Linked DNA regions of Mus musculus: region 1 is linked to region 2. A link is a loop called in an ENCODE intact Hi-C map of the cell type or tissue named here. Cell type or tissue: gastrocnemius. All regions are shown on one strand.

Region 1 (5,000 bases), 140 kb before region 2:
ACCCATTAAACACATACCTTTAAACAGCTGCTAGAAAATGTTTCCTTTTCACTTTCCACACATACAAAAAATAAAATTGTTATTCTTTGTGAGTAATACACATTCTAAGACACTGGCCACTCATTTTATCAAAGCTGCATCACTAAGTTCCAAATGTCATCAGATACAAAGATACCCATCTTCCTATGCATGTATGAGAGAGAAGGGGGGACGGGGAGAGAGAAGGCCATGATGTGTTCATAGGGGTGAGAGAACAGCTCTCCGTCCACTGAAGGAGCCAGAGATCAGGATGTCAGGGCTGGCCAGCAAGTAACTTTTTACCAACTGAACCATGCCCAACTCTCTACTAAAGAAAGTTACCGTTCTTTGTTAAAACACACCCAGGAGCCTTTTTTGGTCCCAATGACACAATGTGAGCCTCAATAAAAATAGTAGTTAAGGGGCTAGAGAAATGGCTCACTAGTTAAGAATTCTTGCTGCTTTTCTAAAGGACCACCAGAGTTTGGTTCCTAGAACCCACAGTGGGCAGATCAAAACTGCCTGTAACTCTAGCTCTAGGGGATATGATGCTCTCTTCTGGTCTCTGTAGGCTGGTGTGTGCACATGCACACACACACTAAAAAAAAACCAAAAACCAAAACCAAAACCAAACTTATTTTTTTGTTTTTCAAAACAGAGTGCAAGATCACCTCCCACTTTAATTTTTTTTAAAAATTTTCAAAAGAGTTAATAAATCCATTATGCACATTAATTCATGATTTTAAAATGATATATGCCCCAAAGAGACAGAGAACCAATTCATTAGCTTATGAACTGATTAAAAGAATCAACCATTTACTTTGCTTTTTCTCTGTGAAGATATCACTGAGTAACCTAGAGATTCTAACCAGAGGTAAATGAGGAAATGAAAATAGCCTAGTTACAGGTAAAAACAAAAACAAAAACAAACCAACCAACCAGGGTATCAGTATTTTAAAACTCCCAATGAATTAATGAATATAGAACATAAGCGACTATCAATTTTAAGAATAATTTGGTTGTTGCTTACGTGTGTGTGTGTGTGTGTGTGTGTGTGTGTGTGTGTGTGTATGTGGTTTCCTGGGGACTGAATTCAGGTTGCCAGGATGGGCAGCAGGGCCTCTGCCCTGCAGAGCACCTTACTGGATCCCAGTGGCTATCTTTATAAAAGGTCAGAACATCAGGGCACAAATCTGTAATCCTAGCACTCAGGAGCTTGAGACAGATTTTGAGTTTGAGGCTAGCCTTGGGCTACATCCAGAGATCCTATCTCGAGACAACAACAACAAAACAGGAGTGAAGGAGCCAGCTGAGATGGCTTGCTCACATACTCAACAGCCTGAGTTCGCTCCCTGATGCCATAGAGGAGGGAAAGAACTGAAATGTACCCACGTGTGCCATGGCATCCATATGCCTGCTCGCTCTGATTCTGATACCCCGGCCCACTCTCCCTGCCTGCCTGCCCCTCAACTAATTATAACACACCCACACCCACACCCACACACACACACACACACACACACGGAAAGAGAGAGGAGGGAAATGAACAAAGGCAATCAGAAATTGTGTCTCTTACTAAAGAAAACAAACAAACAAACAAACAAACCTAAGGCTGCATTTGCTCTAGCTTCTAGCTCACCTGTCCACTCAGGAATGCAGAGAGCCACCCTCCCATATCCATCTAGTCAGCCAAACACACCTCAGATCTGTGTGCCTCACACCATTTTTCTCTCTTCTGTTCTCTGGGGAAAAGGACAACACTCAAGAGTCTGTGGTGGGAATCCTGGTGAGAAGCCCTGACTAGGAAGAGCAGTGGGTGGAGGACGTGGAGAACCCACCCATGCATGCCTGCATAGCCTGCGTAGCTGCAAGGGTCGGAAGCTGGGGACTGAAGAGCAGTGGATGGAGGACGTGGAGAACCCACCCATGCATGCCTGCCTAGCCTGCGTAGCTGCAAGGGTCGGAAGCTGCCATTTGGGCAGGGGTGGGCGCACTGCTTTCTCAATAATCCCTACATGTTACTTTACTACTTTCTTACCCAAGCGTATGACAGAGAGGGAGGGAGACACTGGGGGGGGGGGGGGATAGAAAGAGAGAAGAGGGGAGGAGGGAAAGGGAGGGAGAGGAGGAGGGAGAGAGGGAGTGAGGAAGGGAAAGAAGGCGTACATGCCGAGCATAGGTGTGAAGCTCAGAGGACGACTGGCTGGAGCTGGCTCTCTCTGGCCTCATAGGCTCTGGGAAGCGAACTCGGGGTGTGAGGCTTGGCACCTCGTGCCCCTGCTCACTAGACCATCTTACTGCCCTCCAGCAATTTCAATCCTTGTTCCAAACTGGAAAGGTCCCCTGCATTGTACCCTCATGAGTGGCGCCTCCACTTGCTTTCTTTGCATATTTCTCTGTTCAACAGACTCTTCTATAAAATCTAAGTCACAACTATGAGTATTTCTATAAAAATCCTCTGTATAAATGATCATACTTCCTCTCATTTCAAAATTCTTTTATGCTATAATTAGAAGCATGCTACTCTGTTTCCTGAGACTGACTTGTTTGTCTGTCCCAGTCATTGGCTCTACTTCTACAGCTAGCTTACTCCAGTCTCCTCATTCACATTCTTGTCCCATGTTCTGAGTTTAGCAAGCGATTTTTCTTGTTTTTTGTTTGTTTGTTTGTTTTTGTTTGTTTGTTTGTTTGTTTTTTGAGACAGGGTCTCTCTGTATAGTCCTGGCTGTCCTGGAACTCACTTTGTAGACCAGGCTGGCCTCGAACTCAGAAATCCGCCTGCCTCTGCCTCCCAAGTGCTGGGATTAAAGGCGTGGCTACCACACCACACCCGGTGTGGTTTTTCTTTCTCAGTTGATGGGTTTCCTCATCCTCAAAGCTCAAGTCACTCCGAAAGGGTGCACTGAGTGATATTCACACGGAATAGTAGAAGCAATGCTGCCATTAAGATGAGCTCCAGGACAGCCAGGGCTATGCAGAGAAACCCTGTCTCGAAAAACCAAAAAAAAAAAAAAAAAAAAAAAAAAAGAGATTTCCTTCTGTGAGCTCAAAGGTCGAGATCATCATGCAAAAGCCTCTGACTCTCACTTCTCAGGGCCACTACATCAGGGAATCCTATGCTCACCAAGGAAGTCTCCTGCTTGCCTACCAAGTGGCTGTAATTTAAGAAAGAGACCACCATCTTGCCAACGCACCTCCTAAATGCACATATTGTCTTGTGAATGTAAAATGCAATTGTGCAAAGGCAAGTTTCACATAAAAATGATCTCGAGGCGAGGGAATATAGACCCTCTTCTTCCCAAAGAATTACAACATAAAATTATAAATAATTTGATATATTTAAGGATAAACACTTCACATACATATTGTGAATGTCTTTAGTACAAAGTACAATAATTACTTTATCAGCTACAATTTAATTCAATTTTAAAAGCTGGAAGAATAAAAGGAATTATTAATGTCAATTATAAAATGCTTCAATATGGGGCTGGAGACATGTCTCAGCAGTTAAGAGCACTGGCTATTTTTCCAGAAGACTTGGGTTTGATTCCCAGTACCCACATGGTGGCTCATAACCATCTATAACTCCAGTCCCGGGGGATCTGACTCCCTCATCTTGTCTTTGAGAGCAACATGCACTCACATGATACACAAACATACATGCAGACACAACACCCATTTACACAAGTAAATAAAACAAAATGATTGCTTCAATATTAAGTTTGATGCAGTAATCTTTGTTTGGGTAACAAAGTGAAGTTGGAGACAGCTTACAAAACTGAATTTTTATTTATGCACTAGTCTTGCTTTTTGATGAAGGCTAACCTTGAATACAGCATTCTGCCTTAGTATCTCTAGTGCTGTGATTGTAGATGTATACCACATTTGGTGTGGTGGTTTGAATATACTTGGCCCATAAGGACTGGTAATGTTGGGAGGTATGGTCTTGTTAGAGGAAGTGTATCATTTGTAGGGGTGGGCTCTGAGGCTCCACGCAGTATGGAAGGGTCAGTTTCCCCTGGCTGCAGTCAAATCAAGATGCAGAACTCTCAGCTCCTCCTGCACCATGCCTGCCTGATGGCAAGGACCTCCTACTCCTCCTCCTGCCTCTGCCTCCCTAGTTAGCTAAAGGTATGCATTTGCTGCACCAGGCTCCTGGGTATTCTTAACCTACTATCTCGGTTTCCAGGTCCTTTGCATTTCTCTTTGTGTTTTAAAATGAACTTGCTAAATCTTAAAGAAAGAACACTTTTTGAGAGCTTTTCCAAATCACATCAATTCCAACAATGTGGAAAGACAGAACATCCTTACAACACTGAGCTTTTCGGTCTAAAAGCACAGCTTATCTCCCCAGAAAAGACACGCTTTAACAAAAGTCTCATAATTTGTCTTAGAGATTTTACAAAAGAGATATATTCCCAGATTCTACTATTTCATGAGTGACATATTTCTAACCACTTGTTACACAGAGAAGTAAAATAATTGTCCTATGTTGATCTCGTATCTGAAAGCCCTAGTAAACTTTTAGTTCAAAACTCGTCTGCTGATCCCTTTAGACTGTTTCCATGGCGCTATGAATAATGGAGCCTTTGTTTCTTCCTCTGTGCTTCTTGTGTATTTACGCAACTTCCTCACCCTGTTTGTTAGAACATCAAGTATAATGCTGAATAAAAGAAATAATATCCTTTTTGTTACTAATTTCAACTGTTTTCTTTGTTGACTCTGTATGAAATTAAGAAAACTTTCTAAATTTGCTAAGACTTTTATTGGTAATAGGTGTTAAATGTATTAATAATTTTTATTCCTCTGTTGAGATAATCATGATCATATGATTTTATATTTTATCAGATTAATATGGAATTTTCCTTTTTTTTTTTTTTTTGGCAAAGATAGATTCATTAAGAAAATGTGAGAAAGAACTCCCGAGAGTAGAAGGAAACCCGAGATAGGAAGTTTCAATTTTGACTTTTATTATGCCATTA
Region 2 (5,000 bases):
TAAAGAGCCCACACTCTAGAACCTCCACTTTCCGAGGCAATGGAAACGTGTCCCTTGTTGCAAAGGGTCAGCTGGTCGTTAAAACAAAACGAAATGAAACGCAAGCCTCTCACTTCCACCCGCCAGCTTGGTTTTACATTTTTTAATTATCTTTTTCATTGGGGGGGGGAGGGGGGAGGGCTGTGCCACTGTGCATATGTGAAGCTCAGAGGACAACTTGCAGGAGTTGGTTCTCTGCTTCCACCGTATGGGGGTCCCGGCTCGTTTGATAAAGCTCTGTCTCTCTGGAAGTCCTCAGTGCTGTAAGATCAGGGAGCTGGTACTGTTCCCTCGCTGCAGTGATTTCCACGCATGCGCGAGCCTCCTTCACCTGCCGCTGCCAAGGGGCGCCCAGCCACACCCAGCGTTCAAGGCGGTGAAGGTGGCCACTCTGAAAAGATCTTTCACCTCAATCCCTGTGACCTGAAGTCCAGCTCCTTGCACACCGCCCAGTCAGTTCCTGCCATTCCATCCCACTTCCCCATGTCTACGCTATCCCTGGTGACATCTTCTGGAACTTCCCAATTTCACTTTCCGTGCTGCGGAAGGACGCTCACAGATGTGGAATAATCTCTTTTTAAATCATGGTCTCTCACATTAGGTTTCAGGCCAAAGCTACTGTCTACTGTCTCTAGAAGGTTCACTTTTCTGTTCTTTTAAAAAGATTCCTTTTTATTATTTTAAAGTATGTGTGCACTCTGTGAGGGGTGGGAAGCAATATGCACGCGTGTGTGCCAGTGGCAGAGGCATAGCATCCTTTAAAGCTACAGTTACTAGTAGTTTGAGTACCATTGTGGGCACTGGGACCAAACAGGAGCCAAATGCAATTTTAAATGCTGAGCTGTCTCTCCAGTCCCCCACTTTTCCATTCTTAACAGGGACCACCCCAAACCTTTCCTAACTGCCACTCCACGGATCCTTTCATTTACCCCACATCACAAAGAAATGGTGGCATCCAGAACAGATGCCCTCCTCACTCTGCCAGAGCTCCTCTGTGCCAGGCCACATCTCTATTCTTCTACCTTGTCGCTAAATTGCAGGGGCTAGGATGCAGAAGCCTCTGTGGATTGTGCTAAAAAGCCAAATAGACTGGAAGGCGACCCCACCCAGCCAGCTGGGTGTGGTGGTGCAATTTGTAATCCCAGCACCCCAGAGGCTGAGACTAGATTCTGAGTTCCAGGCCAGCACAAACTACATAGCCAGACCCTATTTTATAAACAAACAAATAAACCAAACAAAAATATTCCATAGACCAATGTGCACAGAAAATGAAGTGCTCTCCTGGGAGAATTTGGCTTCATCTCTTGTGGCCATTTCTTGTGTGTTTAACTTCTCACCGAGAGTAGAGGCACTAATAATAAAGTGTTGACACGTTTTTTTTTTCCATTTTAAAAATCCAGACTGGGGCTAGAGAGATGGTTCCACAGTTAAGAGCGTTCACTGTTCTTGAAGAGGACCTGAGGTCAGTTCCCAACACACACGTGGCAGCTCAAAATTACTCTAACTCCAGTTCGGGGAATCTATCGCCCTCTTCCGGCCCCTACAGGCCCTGCATATGTGGGATGCACATACATTCAGCCACCAAACATTTATTAATTAAAAGTCGGAATAAATAAATATTTTAAAAATATTTATCTCTTAAGTTTACTTTCCTCCAAGTTATTTCCTCTTTAATGGCCAAACACCTCCAAAACAATGACTGCACGTTCTGCCAACTTCTGAACATCTGCTACCCTCAATTAAGCCAAATACTACTTCCTTCCTATTCCCACTTCCTTAGAAATACGTAGGCCCGAGGGTCCCTGTGCCATCTGGAGGGGTAACCCGAGTGGACTCTTCGCAGTGTGGCCCTTCTGGATGCCTGAGAAATATTTGAAGTAGCGATGCAGCAAGCAGTTTCTCTTAGAGAGGAAGGACACTGTCCTGTGCTGGTGGCGCCATCTGCTGGTATTGCAGATGTTATACCCAACTTGTTTTCTCTCTCTTCCTCCCCTTGGGCTCTCAAGGGAGGCATCCCCGCAAGATGGGTGAAGAGATAGTCAAATCATCTAGACAAGCCACACCTAAGTCTTTGCTTCTACTACATGGAAACACCCCCCCCTCCCCGTTGAAGTCATCAGGGCGACACCCATAGACCTCTGAGAGAAGAAAAAAAAAATCCCCTTCTAGGGCTGGAAAGATGGCTCAGGGGTTAAGAGCACTGACTGCTCTTTCAGAGGTCCAGAGTTCAAATCCCAGCAACCACATGGTGGCTCACAACCACCTGTAATGGGATCTGATGCCTTCTTCTGGTGTGTCTGAAGACAGCTACAGTGCACTTATATACATAAAATAAAATAAATCTTTAAAAAAATTTCCCTTCTAGCCAGGCAGTGGTGGTGCACACCTTTAATCCCAGAACTAGTGGAGGCAAGACACCAGAGGCAGCCAGATCTCTGTGAGTTCAAAGCTAGCCTGGTCTACAGAGTGAGTTCTAGGACAGCCAGGGCTACATACACAGAGAAACCTCGTCTTTAAAAGGAAAAAAAGTGTCTCTTCATGTAACCCAACCCAAGGCCCTGAGAAGTCGATGAGCTCACTGGAATATGAGTATTATGCCTGCAGCTCCCATTATACTTAAGCCGCATGCTTTCTCCCCAATAGTAGGACTAAAGGAAAGCTGTCCACTCTCAACACTTTAACTCATCACAGTGAAACAAGTTCTAGCCACTCTAAAAAGGTGGGAAAAGGAAATGAGATAGATCTGTGTTTGCAGATGTCACGGTTATGTAGAAAGTCCCAAGGAATTTGTTTCTAAAAACAAATCTAGAATAATGGAGTGAGCCCTGCTGACACATGGTGTATGACTTTGACCTCTGGGGCTGTGAGAAGACAGATCTCTTCTATTTTATTAGCTAGTTTAGAGAGCGGGTCTCGCTAAATCATAGCCTTCTTGGCCACTGGCTCCCTGAGAGCCAGTTTTCCATCCCAGCTTCTGCACTTTTAAAGATTATTATTATACCATTATGCTTCCAGCTACACATTGCAGGAACCCTACCAAGACACCAGACAAAAGACAGTTTGTTTTCCTAACATTTCAAGAGCCCCAGGGGAAGCACACCAATTGATGCCTCTGGTTTGCTTACATAGTGATTCCTTTGCGGCCCAGGCTCCTTCCATCCTTCTGTCCTGTCAGGCTCAGCATACCGCCATTTGCTTTATCTGCATGTCTTTACCTGGTGATTGTTGTTGCCACATAAACAAACAAAAAAATCTAATAAAGGTAGGAAGGGGCAGGTGAGGACACTCAGAGGATAAAGTGCTCACTTTGTGAGCCTAACAACCTGAGTTTGAGCCTCAGAACCCATGATGGAAGGAGCGAGCTGATTCTCAAAACTAGTCTTTTGGCATCCAAATGCGTGTGTGTATGCGTGCCCCCTCCCCTATGATAGCTAAAATATAAATTTAAAAAGCATAAGTAAAAATGCCAGAGAGAAATGGGGTGTTATATCAGAGTTCTCTAGAGAAACAGAACTGGTAGAATTTATGTATATTAAAATGGGATCTATTAAAATGGCACACAGGCTCTGGTCTGGCTAGTCCAGCATTGGCTGTTGCCTGATGGAAAGGCCAAGAATCCGGCAGTTGTTCCATCCATGAGGCTGGCTGTCTCAGCTGGTCTTCACCCTGTGATGGGGTCCCAAAGAAGTGGGCTCTAATAGAGAAAGAATGTCTCAGCAGCAGGATAGATGAACTTGCCAGCAAGAATGAGGGTAGGCAGGCAAAAAACCAAACCAAACCAAAAACCCCAAACCCCTGCTTTGTCCGTGATCTTTTCCGAGGGCTGCTGCCAGGTGTGGCCCAGATTTAGGGTGAGTGTTTTCACCAGCTTCCAGTGGAAGGTCACAGGGTGGGGTTAGGAGTGGCTATTCTCTGTCTTAGGCACCCACCATCCCTTCAAAAGCAGAGCCTCTGATGCATTCAGGGATTGATTAGAACCTGTTTGGGCCAAAGACGTAACCAATTTCAAATCATAGTCATTTCTGAATGCCCAACAGAGTCGATTCTTTGCATTTTTAAATAGGAGCTAAGGGAAAATTTCTTTATCCCTTAACCTTGAGATGACTTTGCCTCAACCTTCAGCTTTATGTCAGAACTGTAACAGTTCTGCCAGGCGCAGGGTCTCTGCAAGGGAACTGAGGTGCCCCGCTCATTGCTGTAGCTGATGGGACCACTCTTACTATATCTCTCATTTTGATTGGGACAGCACTGGACAGGGAGCTGGGGGACCAGCGCTGTCACCTCAGCTCTCCATATTAAACTGTGTGAGTCCAAAGTATCCTTTGTCTTCCCAGGCCTCAGTGTCCTTGTCTATAAAATGGGAAGGTCAGATACGCACGGAGGCCCTCTGCCACTTTGGCATTTCAGATTCTTCCCAGAGCGTGGGTATAAAAAGATATAAAAATTACCTCTGTTTGGCTAAGTCAATCCCAGCAGCTGAAACACCTGTGCCACACAGCCACGGTGCCACCCCCTTGCCAATCACCAGGTGTCACCTGGCTCCTCCTCTGTGTGGAGACACTGGACAAGTGCTCTCCAGTGAGTAGCTATTGGAGCTGGACCTTGATCCCTGAAGCACTTCTGCATCTATTGAGCCTGAAGCCATGTGGTTTGCCTTTCTCCTCCTGCTGTGGCTGGGCCCTGTGATTCCAAACCAGAAGGCAGGTGAGGAGAACTGAGCTGACCCCTATTTGAGAGGTCAAAGAGACCCTGTGTTTGTTCTCATTTCATTTAGTCAATCAATATTATTTATTTCTGGTCAGATACGCCACCTTCTGATGGCTAGAACCCACTCACTGATCTGATCAGGTAACCCACTTACTCAGACATCACTTGTATCCTAAATGTGCTTGGTGTGGCTTCTGGGTGTGTCCACACAGCTGTCTCTGCAGCAAGCTTGGAGCCTGCTTGGGAAGGCTGTG

Evidence for each region. Peaks named below come from ENCODE experiments on the same cell type or tissue, not always from the same donor. Only the 100,000 strongest peaks of a DNase experiment are listed, where the experiment ranks them.
Region 1: it touches region 2 in a loop (3-fold over the local background); 1 of 42 quality-filtered maps calls a loop at or near these places.

The regions. Positions count from the first base shown.
Region 1 is chr16:32,945,142-32,950,141 of GRCm38, reverse strand. All of the region lies in intron 1 of Lrch3 (leucine-rich repeats and calponin homology (CH) domain containing 3), which reads right to left. Among named protein-coding and RNA genes, the nearest start is that of Lrch3, 34 kb to the right of the region's middle. In gastrocnemius, no CTCF peak of the experiment used is centred here; no DNase peak of the experiment used is centred here; H3K27ac peaks cover 2,937 bases.
Region 2 is chr16:32,810,117-32,815,116 of GRCm38, reverse strand. It overlaps Smbd1 (somatomedin B domain containing 1), which reads left to right and starts at 4,671. Exons shown (of 4, transcript NM_001256309.1): 1 at 4,671-4,743. The coding sequence starts at 4,683. In gastrocnemius, a CTCF peak has its summit at 1,992 (motif pointing left); DNase peaks (open chromatin) are centred at 347 and 1,966; H3K4me3 peaks cover 1,246 bases; H3K27ac peaks cover 3,743 bases.